4 separate regions of the Homo sapiens genome follow, and all the other regions are linked to region 3. A link is a loop called in an ENCODE intact Hi-C map of the cell type or tissue named here. Cell type or tissue: chondrocyte. All regions are shown on one strand. Region 1 overlaps LOC105376121 (a long non-coding RNA gene). Region 2 overlaps NTRK2 (neurotrophic receptor tyrosine kinase 2). Region 3 holds the start of NTRK2 (neurotrophic receptor tyrosine kinase 2). Region 4 overlaps NTRK2 (neurotrophic receptor tyrosine kinase 2).

Evidence for each region. Hi-C counts contacts between places; a loop is a spot of excess contacts. Peaks named below come from ENCODE experiments on the same cell type or tissue, not always from the same donor. Only the 100,000 strongest peaks of a DNase experiment are listed, where the experiment ranks them.
Region 1: it touches region 3 in a loop (2.5-fold over the local background); 5 of 110 quality-filtered maps call a loop at or near these places.
Region 2: it touches region 3 in a loop (2.1-fold over the local background); 2 of 110 quality-filtered maps call a loop at or near these places.
Region 4: it touches region 3 in a loop (5-fold over the local background); 18 of 110 quality-filtered maps call a loop at or near these places.

The regions. Positions count from the first base shown.
Region 1 is chr9:85,422,889-85,427,888 of GRCh38, forward strand. The region is part of intron 2 of LOC105376121 (a long non-coding RNA gene); the gene reads right to left. Among named protein-coding and RNA genes, the nearest start is that of AGTPBP1, 320 kb to the right of the region's middle. RefSeq lists a silencer at 2,372-2,471. In chondrocyte, CTCF peaks have their summits at 2,453 (motif pointing left) and 2,687; no DNase peak of the experiment used is centred here.
Region 2 is chr9:84,860,188-84,865,187 of GRCh38, forward strand. NTRK2 (neurotrophic receptor tyrosine kinase 2) reads left to right here. Exons shown (of 19, transcript NM_006180.6): 13 at 853-900. Among named protein-coding and RNA genes, the nearest start is that of NTRK2, 190 kb to the left of the region's middle. RefSeq lists an enhancer at 2,070-2,570. In chondrocyte, no CTCF peak of the experiment used is centred here; no DNase peak of the experiment used is centred here.
Region 3 is chr9:84,666,065-84,671,064 of GRCh38, forward strand. It overlaps NTRK2 (neurotrophic receptor tyrosine kinase 2), which reads left to right and starts at 3,665. Exons shown (of 19, transcript NM_006180.6): 1 at 3,665-3,824; 2 at 4,313-4,896. The coding sequence starts at 4,685. RefSeq lists a silencer at 2,190-2,409. In chondrocyte, CTCF peaks have their summits at 1,624, 2,391, 2,593 and 3,918; DNase peaks (open chromatin) are centred at 2,367, 2,647, 3,827, 4,717 and 1 weaker place.
Region 4 is chr9:84,951,801-84,956,800 of GRCh38, forward strand. NTRK2 (neurotrophic receptor tyrosine kinase 2) reads left to right here. Exons shown (of 19, transcript NM_006180.6): 17 at 3,483-3,717. Among named protein-coding and RNA genes, the nearest start is that of NTRK2, 280 kb to the left of the region's middle. RefSeq lists an enhancer at 3,073-3,573. In chondrocyte, CTCF peaks have their summits at 2,450 and 2,650; DNase peaks (open chromatin) are centred at 2,490 and 3,581.

The DNA.
Region 1 (5,000 bases), 760 kb after region 3:
GACCCACAGCTAGCCTCAGATGCATGAAGGAGACCATCCAGGAGCTGAAGAACCCAGAGACTTGGGCGCAATAAGAAACGCTTTTTGTTTTAAGCCAGGGTAATCAAACTTTTTCTATCAAGGGCCAAATAGTAAATATTTTAGACTTACTAAATATTTGGTATGGTCTCTGTTGCATATCTTATTTTGTTTTCCAAACGCTTTAAACATGTAAAACCATTCTCAGCTTGTGGGTCCTACAGAAACATACTGCAGGCCACAGTTTGCCACTCTCTGCTTAAGCCATTGAGCTCTGAGATACTTTGTTACACAGCAGAAGCTAACTCATAGACCACATGGTTTTTATTTGCCCTTGTATCTTGTTTTCATGCAAAGAGAAAACTATACAATGAGGGTCATTTCCTCCAGGAGGGAAGGTTGACTGCTACCAGAAACAAAGAGGTCATTGACCAATGTTGCACCTCAAAGCCGTTTTCCTGGTTCCTTTAATAAAATAATCACCTGAACGCCAGTCTTTGGGATGAAAAAATGATTTCTAAATTTCAGGGACTGATGGCCAAGATCCCGGGGGACTCCAGAGGAAGACACTAGCATATAATCCCAAAATGTTAAATGGGACCAGTCTTTCTTCAGTGGAAATGATTTCCAGAACAAACTGGGGCTGTCATCCTGCAGCAGAGACCAGCCAGGATCCAAGGACAGAGTGAGTCAGCCCCTTCCTCTACAATCATGAAGTCATAGAAACCCAGCCCTCTAAACCTCTAGCTCTCATTTTGTGGAGATATAAAGAAAAGGGGGAGGAAATAAGAAAGACTGAGCATGTATCTTAGTCATGCCTGTAGAGAATGAATAGACTATTTAAATTATTGGATTGGGCTGAGTTTATTGGACTGGACTAAATTTATTTTTTCCTTGCTACTCAGTGGGTTTGGAGACTTAAAAGGATGATAGATCACTTGTAGGAAATGATAGGACTGTTATGGCTTCAATGTTGTCCCCCAAGAATATATGCCACCCACCTTATTTGGAAATAAGGTCTTTGCAGATGTAATGGCGCTAAGATGAGTCATTAGGGTGAGCCATTAGGGTCATTATGGCTGTGTTACAAAAAGAGAAGAAGAAAATGACACCCAGGAGAAGAACGCCATGTGTCAACGGAGGCAGAGATTAGAGAAATGCGGCCATGAACCAAGGAAGGCCAAGATTGCGGGCAACCCCAGAAGCTAAGAGAAAAGCATGAGGCAGACTCTTTCCCAGTGCCTTCAAGAGAGCATGGTCCCACCGACACCTTGATTTCCAACTTTCGGCCTCCACAACTGCAACAGAACGAATATCTGTTGTTCTAGGCCACCCAGTTTGCCGGCATTTATTACAGCAGTGCTAGGAAACCAGCACAAAGTTTTTTGTTTGTTTGTTTGCTTGCTTTTTTGACACAGTGTCTCGCTCTGTCACCCAGGCTGGAGTGCAGTGGCGCGATCTCGGCTCACTGCAAGCTCCGCCTTCTGGGTTCACGCCATTCTCCTGCCTCAGCCTCCCGAGTAGCTGGGACTACAGGCACTTACCACCACGCCCAGCTAATTTTTTTGTATTTTTAGTAGAGACGGGGTTTCACCGTGTTAGCCAGGATGGTCTCCATCTCCTGACCTCGTGATCCACCCGCCTCGGCCTCCCAAAGTGTTGGGATTACAGGCGTGAGCCACCGCGCCCAGCCAAGTCTATTTCTTTAAAAGAGATTATTTACATCTTTTAATTAACACCAATGATTCTTTCAACACTGCTTTTCTGAAGTTCCACTTCTGAAATTCAAAGTAGTCCTTGAGGGTCCCGGAACGCTGGCTGGCAGAGATGGAGGCATTACTCTCCCCACAGATTGGTTCACGGTGAACTTAGAGACCTCCGGGGAGGGTATATTCCAGTGGCTCCGAAGACCTCTGGTTGGTTTTGGATTTGGTTTAGAAGAGTTTAGAAGGGTTTAGAAGGGAGCAGCTGATAAAAGGAGCATTTTTAGAAACGGCCTGCCTTTTCGGGGTCCTAACTTTGGTGTGCACTGAGGTCATCTGGAACAAGTGTTGGGAATGGAGATTTCTGAACCTCATCATCAGAGATTCTGGTTCACTTTGTCTAGAGAATGAAATTCAAGAATCTATATCTTTAGCAAGCACCGTTTAGTGACTCTGGCACAGCCGATTAAAACGCCTTTCCCCAGAAAAAGCCATGGAGGGATCCCACAATTCAAAGTGGCAGAGAGCTCCCATTCATTCCCTGGCCGCTTGGAAGCTGCCCTAGCGTGGGGATTGGCTAAGGTGGAAGAGCTTGGGCCTATGGTGCTCCTCACCTGCGGGGTCCCTCGGGAGGAAGATGGAGGGCGCTGGAGCAGCCCTTCCCGGTGCTCTCTCTCCCTTCCCAAATGGGGACCCGGGTCAGGACTCTGGGAGAGCGGCACCCCCTAGTGGCCACGTTTAGTTTTCCAGGTACTTAGCAACAGGCACCCGGCCAGCAGCTGAACTCCCCCACGTAAACGGGTGGCACTACATCAATAACACAGGGCAATGGAGCAACTTATTGTGATCTTGACTCATGTGGCAATAAATATCAAATCGGAACACAGAAGCGGAACATCCACAGGAAATGGCAACTGCATTTTATGGGTCTTAAATTTCATACCAGAAGAGAAAATCACTACCGGGCTCTGAAAAGCTGCAGTCAGGGTCTTGTTTTTTCAAATCTATTTCAGAAGAAAGCAAGAAAAAAACTGTAGAAGACAGGGTTGAGGTTGGGGGAGGTCAGGGGAGTCAAGCCATTTGGAAAAGCTCTTTGGAAAGAAAATCTCTGTGTAGTTTTAAGAGGGGAAAATTGAGCAGTGTAAATCAAAAGGAATTGTTTTTTAAATGCATTTGATTTTTTAAAGCAGCCAATATCTATTACAAATAAATTGTATTTTCTCCTTCTTCCTACCCCATTCCACTGATTAAATTACAAAATAGTAAAATAATAGACCTCAAAATTCAGTCTCTGCATCCAATCAATTCCTATTGTTTACAAGCATCTGTGTATTTGTAATGAAATAATTTCATAATTTCACTGAACTATGTGGCAGGCTCTTCACATACCTTATCTCTAATCATCTGAACAACCCTGCAGGGTAGATATTATTGATTACATTTTTCAAGTGAACAACTGAAGTCCAGAGTGATTGAATAAACTCACTAATACTAAGCAGAGCTGGGATTAGGACTCATAGCCTCCCAGTGCCAGAACTCAAGGACAATCTTCTCCAATACTCACCTCTCTGAAGAAACTGGAACATGTCTTGTAATCCCACTTTCCACAACAGAGGTACTGCCAGGAATGACGATGAACATTAAAAGGGTATGAGGGGCTGGACGCGGTGGCTCACACCTGTAATCCCAGCACTTTGGGAGGCCAAGGCGGGCAGATCACGAGGGCAGGAGTTTGAGCCCAGCCTGGCCAATATGGTGAAACCCTGTGTCTACTAAAAATATAAAAATTAGCTGGGCGTGGTCGCGCGTGCTTGTAGTCCCAGCTACTAGGGAGTTTGAGGCAGATGAATCGCTTGAACCCGGGAGGCAGAGGTTGCAGTGAGCTGAGATTGCACCACTGCACTCCAGCATGGGTGACAGAGCAAGGCTTTGTCTTAAACAAAAAAAAAGTTTGTGGCGGGGTGGTATGAGGGATCTTACTGAGGTAATAAAAATGTTCTAAAACTGGTAATGCCTGTACAATTCAATAAAGTTACCAAAAATCATTGAGTTGTACACTTAAAATGGGTAAGGTTTATGATAAGTAAAGCATACCTCAATAAAAAAAATAAAAATACAATGTAAGAAATCACATATTTAAACAAAAGGAATAATAAGAACTCTAGTGATATATAAGAGTTTAAGGGAGATAGATGTGGGTAGATTTGTTTCCTCATCAGCTTGGGAATGAAATTAGGGATAGATCTGATGGAGAGAAGACACCACAGGGCAGGCCCAGGCTGTATCATGCGGCCGACTGTGGACCCCTCAGGCTCTTGCTGTGGCTGAGTTTCTTCCCCTGCGATAATCACTTTCCCATCAGCATTGACAATGGCTCCTTATTTTTCCCTTTCTATCAAAACTTACTTGCAGACTTTTTATTTATACTAATGTGTAAAGGGCTGATTAGTGTTTAAACAGCTCCCCTTTCAAAGGAATTATGTCATTTTTAAACTCCAAATATTCAACCATCCCCTTCCTGATGAAGAACACGAAGAACATGTCACTTAGATGTTCAAGTGACTTCAAAATCAACAAGCAAAATGAAACTCAGTATTACCACATCCCGTGCTGCCCCACTAGCCAAGTTGTCTCCCCATTCTAAGATCCCTAACTCTGCCACCCATATTTCTCTGGCTCCTGCCCCATCTGCTAACATGGGCCTCAGCCAACTCATAACGTACCCCAACTCCAAGTCCTTCCAGCGAACCCCAGAGACGATGTCCTATCAGCTCTCTGATTGTCTGAGGCTGACCCACACCATTCGCCATTTTTACCTCTTCCTCTGCTCCAACCCTCTCCAGTGGAAACACTAGAGTTTTGAGATATAAGCACCATTTTGGCTAAGAACACCAGCCCACTGTGCACCATCCTTTGCTGGCCCATGTTCTGCTCCTGATGGCTCCTTCCATGGCTGCTGGATATGGCTGCCCGCCCAAGGACCTCTGTTGGCACAGGGGAGACTCTGGAGGCCAGAACCGAGTGCTGGTCTGCTCTGAAGTGGGAGAGTTGCTGCACCCTATCAGGAAGGTCCCAAATCAGTTCTGCCTTCCTCTCCGCTACCACATGGAAGTAAATCCAGAAAAATCATCGGAACAACATCTTCTCCTCTGAAAGCCCACCTAACAAATTGCCTTCCTGTAATAAATGAAAATATCAGCAAGAGATCATTTTTAATCTCGATAAAAAAAAATCCAAGCACTTTGCAGTGTGTTACCCCGAGCAAAGTTACACTGGAGG
Region 2 (5,000 bases), 190 kb after region 3:
CCTTTACCCTTCTCATATTCAGGTATTTCCCCACTGTGCAGAATTCACTTTGAATCCAGCGGAAATTACCTAGGAGGAAAGAGCTGGGCTCAGGAAGGAAGCAGACATTTCACTGTGGCTTTATTCACGGGAGGCTCTCCAGACGTTTGGCAGGTCTTTTCTTACATGTGCCTACTGGACCTTGTGTTCTAAGAGGCACAGAACAGCTGTACACAGCCCAGTGTCACACAGCAAGTCAGGAGCGAGAATCCATGTAGAATTAAGATCTTTTTTTCCCTCCCTCCTGAATCTCTATCTAGCCCGTGTCTACTCTCCCACGGGATTTTGTGTTGCTTTTTTTACCGTCTGTCTCAGCTTCAAAAAGGATCTGTTTTCTCTTATTATTTTCCCACATTGCTGCGGTTCAGAACCGTAGTGCATTTGTCAAATGCATTGTGTGTGTCTTCACCCCTGCAGCTTCCCTGTCAGATGATTCAATACAAGGCAATGATCTCTCCACTAAGGGGGAAGAAAGAAAGTGAGAAAGAAAGAAAACAGCTCAGAGCCCTTAACCCTGGGTTGTGGCTATTTTTCTCATAGACAGGCTGCTCTCTCTTATCTGATTGGAGCCTCCGTGTTCTCTGAATAGGAAATAAATCTCTACACAAAAATCCAAGGGTTAGTTTCCAGGTGTTTGATAGGAAGCTTTCATCCCAAGTGGTTTGTTTATTTATTTATTTATTTATTTATTTATTTATTTATTTATTTTTGTCGGGGGGAGTTTGTTGCATTATTTGACCAAGGACAGTGTTGACCACCTCCGGTTTCTACTTCTCTTTCGAAGTTTATTTTATGTTTTGTTGTGGTTTTCAGATTTCTCATGGTTTGGATTTGGGAAAGTAAAATCAAGACAAGGTGTTGGTAAGTAGTTAACTCACTCCTTCTTTGGATAAGTAATGAGTCTATGTTTTTATTCGGATGAAAATGCTTAGACCCTCTTTACATTCCACGGTCTTTGATTCATTTTCTGTGTTCCTGGTTTTTGATTTGTTGAAGAAGTAGGTCTAGAATTTTTCCAGAAAAGGCATTACTGTTGTTAATTGAGTTTAGTACATGGTTTTACATTTTTAGATTTGACTCGTTTTTATCCTGTGGGGGAAGTGTTAACTGTCGTTCCAGTTCTAGTTTGTGATGCATTTTTAAGAAGGTTAAGGAAATAAATACAACTACATTTCAGCTACATGTACAGGGAATAGCTGACTGAATAGTCAAGCTGGACAAGTTTAGGTCTTAACTTTCTTCCATTGGCCAAGATGTAATAGAGTTCTGAATTGGTAAATCAGTTTCCATTTATGACCATTCCTCTTTCAAAACAGATTCTAACGTCCAGACGCTGTGATTTCTGCTTGATTGCATTCTATTCCCTGCATTCAGACTATGTGCTGACAATTGAAAAGCAGTTTGTAGCTTACCAAGTGAATGCAGATGATGTAGCTCCTCATTAGAATTGAAATCAGGTGTGATCTCTTGGGACCTCTAATTTGTTCAGAATTTTCTATGGGTACAGAGACAATGAACAGGAATTGCTTAGAAGGCATGAAAAGACGGCATTCTTACATCTTTCATGTGGGTTTCCAAGATCCGACCATCTTGGGCATCTGTTGGTTAGTTATTCTTTTGGTAGCAAGGTTGGCCATAGGTAAAATGGCAAAGTAGGGGAAATGTACCAATGTCAGGAGGCTGCTCAATTCCAAACCATCCACCCTATGCTTGTTCATCCTGGCCATATAAGGAGCTGTTTCCTGTCACTTTCCATCCTGACGTCAGACCTTGTCTTGTTGGGCAGTCTCTATCACTGTCTGTCCAGTGATCCAAAAATGACCAGCCGGCTGAGGCAGCCTGGCCAGATGGGGCCTGGAGGGGGAAAAGTCACCTTGACTCTCGCTAGCTCCATGGATTCCAAGGTTAAAGTTCTTAACCAGCAAAGGGGAAGTGGAGACTTGGCAAAGTTAGAACATGAAGCTCAAGTAGTCAGGGCTTCTAGGCAGCTCCCTAGGGGCAAATTTCAGACACAGCTGATCATAGTCACTTTGCCAAGATATCAGAGGGATGATCCTGCCTGGGCAGTCTTAAAGGTGTTCTGTTTTACGGGTTTGATGTGTATGCGTGCGTAGGTGTATCCCGTGTGTTTTTGGGGAAGGTGGTAATAAACTCTCCCATGACAGTCCTATAAGACAGGGTCTTGCTTCTGCTAAATAGCAAGTCATTGCAACCACTTAAATATTTTTCCAAGCCAATTTGCACTGCAGAAGGGTGCTTGTTCCCGGAAAGCTGCAAAAATGTGGTTTTACTGTTTTAGGCCACAGCAGAGAGCTCTTCAGAATTATTCTTCCGGCTGCAGTCCAGCAGAGGTGCTGCTCTTATAAAACATAGGTTTCATTATTTTTCAAGTTTGGTGAGACCAACAATTTAGGAGATGATTGCCATTGAGAAGATAGTGTGTCACTCGTGGTTCCCAAAAGAAAGGGGCACACCATGGCATGCAGAGCCACGTGGGGAAGTGCTGGGATCCATTAAAAGGCAGAGGAGGGAAGGGAGAACTTGGGCAGGAGCTTTTAGTGTGTTTCCAGGTAAGGAACTGGGGAGGGAGGGTAAACAGGTTTAGGACTGGCTAGTCTGAGTAACTTCAACAGGCTCTAGGGTACAGGAGCTATCTAGAGTTGTCAAGTACTTGGCCCTGGGGTGGGGAGGGCAGGTGGATAGTGGCCTAGAGTGTGAGCCTCACATCTGGAAGGTGGTTGGGGTGTTGTCTCTGGATTGGTTGGTTTGCATTTGAAAGGCATGCTCCCAGGCAGGGTATTTACCATCTGTAGGAACTGACTCACCAGGGGTGGGAGGGGCCATTCCTCCAGGATTAGCACGGCCCCAGATGTCAAAGCACCAGAATCCAGAATATAAAAAGGCTTGCTTAGTACAGCTGCTCAAGAGTACTAACCCTTCCCCTCACCTTGAAGGCACTGTTGGTATTGAGAGAAGAAAACTCCCCCAGATGAACTTCGTGATTCTTATCACAGGAAATTAAGTCTACATTAGGCTTAGAAATGTCTGTAAAGTCATAGTACAGGATGTGTGACCAAGCAGACATATTAAAATAAAAATGGGCTAAAAATGTTTCCAGACTTAACTCATGTTTTTCAGCTGAGTAATTAGAACTATTTACCCTAAATCAGCCAAGTGTGCACCTACCTCGCCATTTAAAACTTTATATGAATATTATAATACATTTTTTCAAGTCCTCATATGAATTTCGTTTAACACACGGTGATGTGCCCCTTTATTCTTCTGTCTTTTTCATGGTGCCTGCTCAAACACATGCATAGACATACAAAGACACATCCTGTGATATGCACAGACAGGCTGCTGTCAAATTATGTAGACATTCATTGTCCCGCTGAGAGCTTCTTCTGCCTTCTCAACTTTGCTGTGCTTTGCATTCCATTATATCAAAATGTTCACAGAAAAATGGGCTTAAACCCTGCAACCTTGCCAGCCATATCAATCTTCTAGGTTTTGGAACATCAATAATGAAGAAAACAGCACTTGAATTAATATCCCCCTTGATGAATTGTTGAGGTTTATGTGTTACTCACATTTGTCAACAGTGATTTTTCTGGCAAAGTGAAAAGGCTTTTGAAAAATTACCTGTGGTGCTTTTTACTGCTTCTACGCTTAATCCTCCCCTCGCTCCCCAAACAAGAGCTCATTCCCTTGCAATCTGTTACATTGGAGTTGGGGGGTTTAATTGGAGAGGTTTAGGAAAGGAAAGGGTATCCCTTAGTGAGGAAGGAGAAGCAGAGAGCAAATCACTTGGTTGGACTCTTTAAGTGAGGGCTTCGCTGTGTACTTGGCAGAAGATTCAAAGTCTGAATTTGGGAATCTCAAGTTGTCTTCTAGGTATCAGCCTCCTCAAAAATGATTGAATGCTGCTCTGATGTTCATGAACTTCAGAGCATCCTGGGCCAGGGGAGAGTCAGAGAAGAAAGCAACTGGGGTCAATGCATTTCTAATGGTTCCAGGGGCTCCAGAAGGAAATATTGCTGGATCTCTGACAGCACGTGGAGTCTTTTAAAATGAAACTCCTGTACAAAGGCATAAGAATGATACCAAGGACTTCCGGGACTGTGGGGAAAGGGTGGGAGGGGGGTGAGGGATAAAAGGCTACACATTGGGTACGGTGTTGCTGCTTGGGTGATGAATGCACCAAAATCTCAGAAACCACTAAAGAACATATTCATGTAACCAAACATCACCTGTTCCCCAAACAACTATTGAAATAAAAAGAAATTTTAAGAAAAAGAAACTCCTGCATTTCTGGGGGTAAAGGTGGTGCCTGGAATCTACTGAGAAACATGCAGCCTTGGCTGCAGTCCTTCAGGGAGCGCAGGCAGTAGCATGTTTTAGTAATCTTGCAGGAGGGAACAGCCATGCCGGGAACCAAGGAAGGGAGTCAGTGGTGAGAAGGTTTTGTTGACAAGATGCGGAAACCTTAGCATAACACATCTTAATTTTCTTTTTTTTTTTTTTTTTTTTTTGAAACTGAGTCTCACTCTGTCACCCAGGCTGGAGTGCAGTGGTGTGATCTCAGCTCACCACAACTTCTGCCTCCCAGGTTCAAGTGATTCTCCTGTTTCAGCCCCCCGAGTAGTTGGGATTACAGGTGCACGCCACCACACCTGGCTAATTTTTGGACTTCTAGTTGAGACAGGGTTTCACCATGGCGGCCAGGCTGGTCTCAAACTCCTAACCTCGTGATCTGCCTGCCTCGGCCTCCCAAAGTGCTGGGATTACAGATGTGAGCCACCATGCCCGGCCAACACATCTTCATTTTTAATTGATGGCCAGAAGCTGGATGATCTAGGCCTGTCAGGGAGCAAGTAGCAGAACAGGGATGATTAGGAGTATTGGAAAGAACTTGTCTTTGTAGTTATTCTTGGCAGGATTTCTGCTGTATCCTAATGCAG
Region 3 (5,000 bases):
TCCTGATACAGGAATTTAGTGCTATAAAATTCCCTCTAAAAACTGCTTTAGTTGTATCACACAAATTCTGATACATAGTGTTTTACATTTTCCTTTTGATTTGTTTTAACTCTATTCGCTTTAATCTTTTGCGTGCTTCTTTCTCTGGCCTCAGGTAGCTTTATTACCTGCATGTGTCAATCAGCACTATGCTGAATACTTGAGAGGAACCCTCTGCAGATGTCCATAGTTCTTTCTGGGCAATACTCTTCTCTTTGCTACTCTGTCTTGTGAACTCTGCACTCCTTGATTTCTCTTGAGCTAGTCTCCTCAACTTAGGTAGATGGCCTCTGCCTGGGTTCCTTCTCTCTGAACGATGACCTTCATTGTCTTATATCCATTGTCTTAACTTTAATATATTTTGTTCAGTGTTTTGGTCATATGATTGAGAGAACAAATCCGTTCCCTATTACTCCATTTTAATCAGAAGTTGGCAGTATTCTTGCTTATTTTTTTACAACTCAGTATTGGATGTTAAAATCAATGTATTGAGTTATTACATGCATTCAGAAATGAAATGGTGTAGAAGAGAAAAGGATATATTAGTTTATGTACTAAGGGTAAGTAAGTTTTGTATTATGACACTTCTTTTTTAGTTAGTATATGCCTTTATGTATGTGTTCATTGGGTTGTGATATAAAAGGCATTTCTTATTGTGGATCATGGTCAAAAGAGTTTGAGAAACATTGCTCTAGGTACATCATGGTTCAGTGCAGGTAGGAACCTGCAGCACTTAATTTCTATGCCTGCATTCAAGGGATCTAGAAAAAAGTCATCTCTATATTGTTCATCTGAAAAATGTTCATCATCTCTTACAAAGGTGTGATCTGAGAATCCTTGAAGTGATCTCTGGGACATATCTTATAGGTCTTAAAATCGAGGTAGATCCACAATTCTATCAGTTAAGAAATAGCTACTGATCACCAGTGTGTTCTAGACACTGTCCATGGAGGTGTTCAGTTACTAGCATGAATAAGTGGGAGGCCCTCTCTGGCCCAGTACTGAAGCCTATCTGGCTACTAAATGAGACAGAAAGTAAGGCAAGGTTTTAAGCAGTGCTAGGAGCACTCAGAACGCAAGGAAGATTTGAAATTGTGAAGGTGAGAAGGAGCGTGTCTGGGGGAATTATCCAGGTTCTTGCAGACTTAGAGGTTAAGAAAGTGAGATCTCCTTTATTTTATTTTATTTATTCATTAAAAATACACATATATTTTAACACCTACTATGTCCTTGAGAGATATCAATGAATAAAATAGATAAAAATCCCTGCCTTCATGGAGTGTACATTCTTCTGGGAGAAATTTTAAAAATATATATAATAAGTAAATTATCTGTCCAAAGGACAAACTGCTATGGTTGAAATAGTAGAGCAGAAGTAGGGTGATTAGAAGTAGGACCGCAAATCCTAATTTTAAGTGGGAGATAGTGGAATATATTTAGAATCCAACTATAATAGTAGCATATATTTACTCTAATAGAAACTCTACAAATATTCCAACATAATTAGACTCTTCTGGTGTACAAACCACCGTAAGACTGCCTATTCTCCATACCGCATTGACATGCTGCAGCCACTAGGGCGAAAATGGGCCGTTTCTTAGAAAAATGGGCTCAGAGTATGGGAGTGTGAGAGAAATGTGGGTGATTACGCACACACTCCTTCCTTCCCCAAGTGTTCCTCAGGGGCTTCTCCGCTTAAGGTTCACTGACAAGACAGGCGGAGTTTTACGTGCGTCTGAGACCAGGTCATTTTTGCCCTTGGCGTCTCTTCCTTGGCGCGTCCTCACCTAGTAGAGAATAGAGGCGCAGCTCAGGAGTAAACTTCAGCCTGGCCGTTCACCACTCGATGTGTGTTACAGCCGAGTGACAGTGGTGAGATAGACCTGCTGGCCTTGCTTTCGGGACCTGCAGCAAGATTTTTGGGTGCTGTCCAAGAATTCCCGCGGTTACACTCAGCGCCCAGGATCTGTACAAAAAAGCCCCAATAGATGTTTTACGTTCCCTTCGTAATATTTAACGCTTGGCCTAGATCCGAGCATTCACTCTAACGTTCGGTTTCTTGATCCTTCCCATCCCCAAACTCTGCGGGTAGATCAGTGACTATTACTATATTTTGAACGAGACTCCAACCCATTGCTCTCTCGAGAGAGAAGGATTGCCCGCCTTTTTCCCCCGGGCAGGAGCTCGGCGAGGCCAGGAGAGCCGCGCACCGGCCGGGCAGGGACGCGCAGGCGTCGGGCGCCGCTGGTTGCGCATCTGGCGCCAGAGCGCGCCCCCAGCGCTGTGCCCGCCGCGACCCGGGCCATGGGCTGGTGCTCCGGAGCGTGCCGGGCGCTCTCTCCCCGCGCGGGGGCACCAGAGCCCTCGGAAGTGTCAGGCACTGCGGTGTATTTTCCCCGTTCTCTTTTAAATGACTGCGGAAAAACAGATTCCGAGCCGCAAAAGGGAAGACGGATTCTCAGACAAGGCTTGCAAATGCCCCGCAGCCATCATTTAACTGCACCCGCAGAATAGTTACGGTTTGTCACCCGACCCTCCCGGATCGCCTAATTTGTCCCTAGTGAGACCCCGAGGCTCTGCCCGCGCCTGGCTTCTTCGTAGCTGGATGCATATCGTGCTCCGGGCAGCGCGGGCGCAGGGCACGCGTTCGCGCACACCCTAGCACACATGAACACGCGCAAGGTACGGCAGGGGAGCAAGGGCTTGGGATGCCCTACGTGGGGGTGGGCATCGCGGGGAGTGAATCCACGATCTGGGAATGGCTACATCCCGTCAGGTTAAAGGATGAGAGAAAATGACGCGGCGCCACACATCGGACAGGCCAGGGTGGCCACCGAGCATTTAGAATACGCATCAGGCGCGCTCCCTTCCCCTCACATGTCTCTATTTCCCGGGCGTGTGATGGCAGAAAACGGCAGGAAAAAGACCCACTTAGAGAGCTAGAATTGTGTTTGGAGACTCCCTTCCCTCTGCAAAAGCACCAACAGGAAGCCCCTCCAAAACCACCGATCCCCAAATAGGTGGCCCGGAATGGGGGCGGTGATCCTTGGTTACCAATGCAGAACACGTTTTGGTGTTTACAACATTTATTTATTTTTAGGATAGCTTGCCCTCCCTTTTAGGCAGGGTGGGAAAGGAGAACGCGGGGAGGGAGAAGGGAGGGAGGATTCCTATAATAAGAATCAGCGCATTTTTCAGAGCTGAACCAAGCACGGTTTCCATTTCAAAAAGGGAGACAGCCTCTACCGCGATTGTAGAAGAGACTGTGGTGTGAATTAGGGACCGGGAGGCGTCGAACGGAGGAACGGTTCATCTTAGAGGTACCTGGATGTAAATGCACACACACACACAGACACACACACGCACGCGCGTGCATGTCTACACGGCCAGGATGTGTGCGTGTGTGCGCGCGTGTGTGAACTCCCACATGCTGCTGCTGTCTGCTTCTGGCCAGTGGCACCGATGCCTCCCTCCTCCCTGCTCGCCCCCAGATTCCCCTCCCCTCCCTGGTGCTTTTGTCTGGAGGGTGTTATGGGTTTGTGTGTGTATGAGCGTGTGTGTGTTTTTGGATTTCAGACTAATTTTCTGGAGTTTCTGCCCCTGCTCTGCGTCAGCCCTCACGTCACTTCGCCAGCAGTAGCAGAGGCGGCGGCGGCGGCTCCCGGAATTGGGTTGGAGCAGGAGCCTCGCTGGCTGCTTCGCTCGCGCTCTACGCGCTCAGTCCCCGGCGGTAGCAGGAGCCTGGACCCAGGCGCCGCCGGCGGGCGTGAGGCGCCGGAGCCCGGGTGAGCAGCGCAGATAGTGCCCTCGGTCGCCTCGGCCCTCACTGTCTCCCCCTGGGGCGGCCTCGGCTACTCCCCAGGTGGGACGTGCCGCGCCACCTGCCCGCGCCACCGGCACCCAGCGGCCGTGGCGGATTCTGCAGCATCATTCGGGGGCCCCGTCGCGGAGCCAAAGCCGCCGGCAGTCTCCGCATTCCCCTTTAAAGGGTCCTTCGCCCGGCCTGTACCATGGAATCCTGTCTTGGGGACCCTTTCCCTACCTCCCCTCCCTTGGCCTCAGGCTCGAAGAGAGAGTGGGCACACTGGTGGCTCCAGCGGCGTCAGTGCCATCGCGGGGCAAGTTGATTCCTGGGCCGGAGCTGGGCACTCATCCATCCACAGTCTCCGGGCTGGGGTCGGGGTGGGGATGACGCGAGCAGAGAGGGAGAGTGCCCCAATTAGTGGTGTTGGGGGTCCTACGCTCAGTCTTACGCGTGTCTGTTTGTCCTCAGCCTCGAGGTGCATACCGGACCCCCATTCGCATCTAACAAGGAATCTGCGCCCCAGAGAGTCCCGGGAGCGCCGCCGGTCGGTGCCCGGCGCGCCGGGCCATGCAGCGACGGCCGCCGCGGAGCTCCGAGCAGCGGTAGCGCCCCCCTGTAAAGCGGTTCGCTATGCCGGGGCCACTGTGAACCCTGCCGCCTGCCGGAACACTCTTCGCTCCGGACCAGCTCAGCCTCTGATAAGCTGGACTCGGCACGCCCGCAACAAGCACCGAGGAGTTAAGAGAGCCGCAAGCGCAGGGAAGGCCTCCCCGCACGGGTGGGGGAAAGCGGCCGGTGCAGCGCGGGGACAGGCACTCGGGCTGGCACTGGCTGCTAGGGATGTCGTCCTGGATAAGGTGGCATGGACCCGCCATGGCGCGGCTCTGGGGCTTCTGCTGGCTGGTTGTGGGCTTCTGGAGGGCCGCTTTCGCCTGTCCCACGTCCTGCAAATGCAGTGCCTCTCGGATCTGGTGCAGCGACCCTTCTCCTGGCATCGTGGCATTTCCGAGATTGGAGCCTAACAGTGTAGATCCTGAGAACATCACCGAAATGTGAGTTCCTGGAGCTTTTCCTCCTTTTTCTCCTTGCCCCTAGGGCCCGAGCTGGCCAGGTGGGTAGGTCCTGGAAGTGAATGCTGTCCCAAGAGTGGGGAGAA
Region 4 (5,000 bases), 290 kb after region 3:
TCCGCAAGGGAGCTGGGCACTTAGCTGCCATGAAAAGTCCCCAGCTGTATCAGCTCTGCCCTATAAAGACAGATGTCTTCTCTTGTCTCCCTACCCTCTTTATTCATCCAGAAGCCATATATTAAGCACCAGCATGGCCAGGCTCTAAGCTAGTTAGGGTGGGAAATGAGGAATAAAACACATGTCTTTGCTTGCAAGGGTTTCATGATTTTTCCTCTTAGAATCTGTCCAGAGTTGCCGTCTAATGAGGGGAAAAATAGACTACTATTTTTCAAACTATCACAGCTAACATTTATTGAACTTTCTAAGCATTTTAATATGTTTCAGGGTATAAACCATCCTTGCCGTCATTCCTACGTTACAGTTGGGGAAACTGAATCACACAGGTAGCAGATGACAGAGCTGAGATTCAAACCTGCAGCCCCTGGCTGCAAGAACTCATGGTCTTAACCACTCTGCCATCCTCTCTGCTGAGGTGCTTGTTGAAAAGACCAGAAGGAAAGTGGTGTGCTATAGAATCCTGGAGCCAGAGCAGTTGGTGCAGTGCCGGCTGTAACCCACGCTGGAGAGAACTGGACAGCTAAGTCAGGCCCATGAACCTGCTACTTGCTTCCCAAGCCAGGGAGCTGATGGTGCTTTTTTTAATTTTGTTATTTTTTTACCTCTTAAGGAATGTCTTCCTGGAAGAGATGAAATGTGTTTTGATTTCTAAGACTTCACGAGGACCTGGGAAAGTGAAAGCAGAGGATTGCAGCGTTAACCGTTATTTCTGTTCCTCTTAAGGACTTGTGTAGCAGACCCACCTACCCACTTTTTACAGCAGTATGTTCTGCTCAGAGAAAGCATCCAGAGGCTTATTTTATTTAAAGAGCCGTGTTCAGAAAGTTGAACAGCAAATACCCAGATATAAACAGGGGAAATTACTTTAAAAATCCAGGAGTCTCCCCCAACCCACACATACTAATATAAAGTGCATTAGGCATTTGAGGGCCACCAGCTTCCTGACGTCTGCAGAGTGTGGGGTTGGAGGACAGAATTTTGTGCAGAGGTGGCCTTTTGCACTGACATCTAACTTTTCCTCTATCCTGGAGTCTTGCCTCTGAGAGATATTTAAAGTAGATCAGTTTTCTGGAACTGATATAAGGCTGTGGCCAATCAACAAATTATTTTATTATTTAAATGGTACCTATGAAGATTAAATTCTGACCGAGTCTCTGGGTCTTTATTTCAGATTTTCTTTAGTTTATGTGCACCCCAGCCCCTTCTCCTGGTGCTGAGGTCATAGTAGATTTAAGGAAGACAAGTGAAAACATTGGCAATTTCCCCTGACCCCTCAGTGCTGAAAAGGATTAGGCTTGATTCACCTTTAGTGAAGTGGAAAGGGCCCACCCTCTAGTATCCTGAAGAGCCCTGTTACAGGCCAGTTACAAAAAGTAATGCACAGAGGATAACTTGTGTTTTCACATCACCTGTCAATTTCATTTTTAAAGAGAATCTTTGTTTGCAAAGCCTTTCTCCCTGGTTTTCCTGTGAAAGGCCACGAAGCACTATGCAAGCACAGTGTCAGTCCTCCTCACATCAATGCCCTTAGCAAGGGGCAGTTAGTATCTACAATTTACAGAGTGAGGAAACAGGCCCAGAGAGGTTATGTAACTCACCCAAAATCACACAGCAAGTGTAGGACAGGATCCAAATTCATTTCACATATCCCGGAGCTTTGGCCACTGTGCCGCTTCTTACCTTGAGTAGGTGCTTTTGAGCTGAAGAAAGCCCTGGAGCATTTTCCCAGCATTGTTCCTCAATGTGACAAGAGGCAGCTGGGGGTTGTGGTTTGAGTAGAGGTGAAATATGTTAGGACTGGCTTGTACAAAAACAGGAAACTCCTCCCCAGGGAATGGTTAAATCCAGGTATTTAGAGACAGGAAGAACCTAAGAAATTACCCAGTATAATATTCCTCTGTATTTTTGACTAATGAAGAAATTGTACATGAGAGAAATTAAAGGGCTTCCCAGGATCATGGCATTGGACGCTGGTAGGCCTGGGAGACCCCCCAACTCCTGTCCAGTGTTCATTCCCTGAGATTACAGGAATGAAAGATCTGGTGACAGAATGATTCCCGAAATCAAAGGCAAAGACAGTCACTGTAGGCTGGAGCCGGGATGGAAGTGGGGATACGCCTGTGGCTTGAATAGTTGGGGGAAGGAGGGCGGAGAGGCAGGGCAAACCCTGACATGTGTTCTCAGACAATTCTGGCTTTCTCAGTTTCAAATACTCACACGGCTCTGAAACCCTGCAGGTGAGGTTACCTACTTTAACATTTATGCAGAATCCTCTATATTTATTCTAAGTGTTTCAAAACGTCTTGAGAGAGATCTTTCCTTTCCCAGAGAGAAGCCCTTGGCCACGCCAGGGCAGAGCCCGACAGCAAACCCCGCCTTTATTCCTTGCACTGCAGCGCCCCCTCAGGCCACCAGGGGCAATGACGCTCATCTTGGCTCACAGCGCAGGATGTCACAGCAGAGCCTGCCGCGCTGAGGGCGGCATCCTAAGACGCGGATCCTCCCACCCTTGCAGGACTTGCGTGTTAGGGTGCCCTAAGTCATCACATAGCTGAGGAGAGGCCAGGTGTGTAAGACAGAAGAAAAATAAGATTTAAAAAATCATAGTCCCCCTCCCCATAGTGTAAACAATAAAATTTTCCCCAGCAAAAGAATAAACAGGCTGTGGTTCAAAAGAGTTCTCCTATGTGTTGGCCATAGCCTGTGTTGAGCGGAGGTTGGAGGAGGGGTGGACAGAAGGAAATGGTATTTTGTATTGAGAATGAACATCCAGATTGAGAATGCCCTGGGACTCTGTTGTTGAACTGGGCTTGAGAGAGCCAGGCGTAGCTTCAAAACCATGCCTGGCCACAGATCAGGTGGACTATGGAAGGCCGCAGGCTGCCCAGCTCTGGTGCTGGTGGGGACACTCTGGAGGAATCAGCTTGGTTGGGGGATACTCTGGCATAGCCTGGCTAGGTGGGAAGGGGTGGGGACCCACTGGGCTGCCATGTCCATCCCACTAGGAGAGTCCATCTTTCCCCATATGTTTTGTTTTTGGTTTTGTCTTCCTTCACCTACCTGCTGCTTCTCAGGGTCAGGGGGCCCTGGTAAGTGCCTGAACCCAGCACAGTGCCAGAGCCCCTAAAATGTCAACCTGTCTGTACACTGGAGGGAAGGGGGACATTCAGGCCCACGGGGTCCTGGGAATTCCAGACTCTTTGGGAAACAGAGCAGCCTGGGTGCTCTCAGGACTGCAGAAGTACAACTGTGTGAGCACCTTTGTCTCCTCTTCATGCTAAGTCAGGCAGCATCTTTTAGCACCAGCAGCTACAGGGTGGGGGTGAGGAGCTTAGCAAGAGGGACGGGGAGGGGCAGGGGCAAAGGGCCCCTGGAGTGAAAATGCTGAGGCCCCCAGCTTCATTCTCCATGTCCTTCCCCAGGGCACACGGCCCTGATGCCGTGCTGATGGCTGAGGGCAACCCGCCCACGGAACTGACGCAGTCGCAGATGCTGCATATAGCCCAGCAGATCGCCGCGGGCATGGTCTACCTGGCGTCCCAGCACTTCGTGCACCGCGATTTGGCCACCAGGAACTGCCTGGTCGGGGAGAACTTGCTGGTGAAAATCGGGGACTTTGGGATGTCCCGGGACGTGTACAGCACTGACTACTACAGGGTGAGTAGCTGTGCAGATCAGAGACCCCAGGGACCTCTTTCCCTGCGGGACCCCTGCTGTATTTGTTTGCTGAGGCTGTCATAACAAAATATCATGACTGGGTGGCTTAAACGACAGACATGTGTTTCTCATGGCTCTGGAGGCTGGAAGTCCAAGCTCAAGGTGTGAGTGGGATTGGTTCCTCCTGAGGCCTCGCTCCTTGGCTTGCAGGTGGCTGCCTTCTCACTATGCCCTCACATTGGGATGGTGACAACCCAATCCTTCCCTTTAGGCCTAAATTTCTTCTTTTAAGGACACCAGTCAGATTGGATTGCATCCCACCCTAATGGTCTTTTTAACTTAATCACCTACTTAAAGTCTTGTCTCCAAATACAGTCACATTTTGAGGCCCTGGAGGTGAGGTTATCAACGTATAAATTTTGGGGGGACGCAGGTCAGCCCATAGCACCCACCCTGCTCTTGGCACTCCAGCGTGGTGGGTGAGATCTCCAAGAGTGAAGTCCTCAGTGTGAGAATCCTTCCAGAGAAAACTGAGGGCCTGGGGGAATTCCTGGTGAGGTTAAAGGATGCTGAGGTTTGGCTTTGATTCTGTGAAAGTATGCCTGGAGCCTTTGTTTGAGATTTGAACAAAAGTGAACTTGTTCACATAAATAATAGTACACCGGACTTTGGAAGTTCCCTCCAAGCGCCATCTTGGTTGAAAGCGGTTTAGCTTGGTGAGATGGAAGAAGTTTTATCCTGCCTGTTCCTAGACACTTCCACACAGCTTGTCTGGTGTTTCCACCACTGAAATCACTGAGAGGCAGAGTTACAGACAGTGACTCAGATCCACTGATGACCTAGAACTGGCCCCCGGGATATGTTAACTTTGTTAACTGAGATTTTGGAACTCGGACATGAGAGAAAAGGGAATTTCTGGAAATGTTGAAGTTGTGATATTTAGAGTGAAGATTCGGGGTGGTGTTCTACCACTTTGATTTTCTACCAACCCTCAATTTGATTTTCTTGTGTGTTTTGCTGTTTTTCAAGGAGAGAGGAAGGGAAAAGGAAGGAAGGGAATAAATGTGCTGGTGTCTATAGCTTAACAGCATAAAGCACAGAACTGGCTACCTTTCATAATAGGGTAGGGCTGGTGAAGATGCTGGCTTTGCTCTTCTCATTGTTATTTATTTTTGAGGAGGCACCTTCTCAGTTTATTTCCTGTTCCCCTTCCTGCAGTCTTGCTCACCTCTATGGCCTCTGCGTTTTAGTGGGGTGAACTTTGCTATAATTAGTGTAAGAAA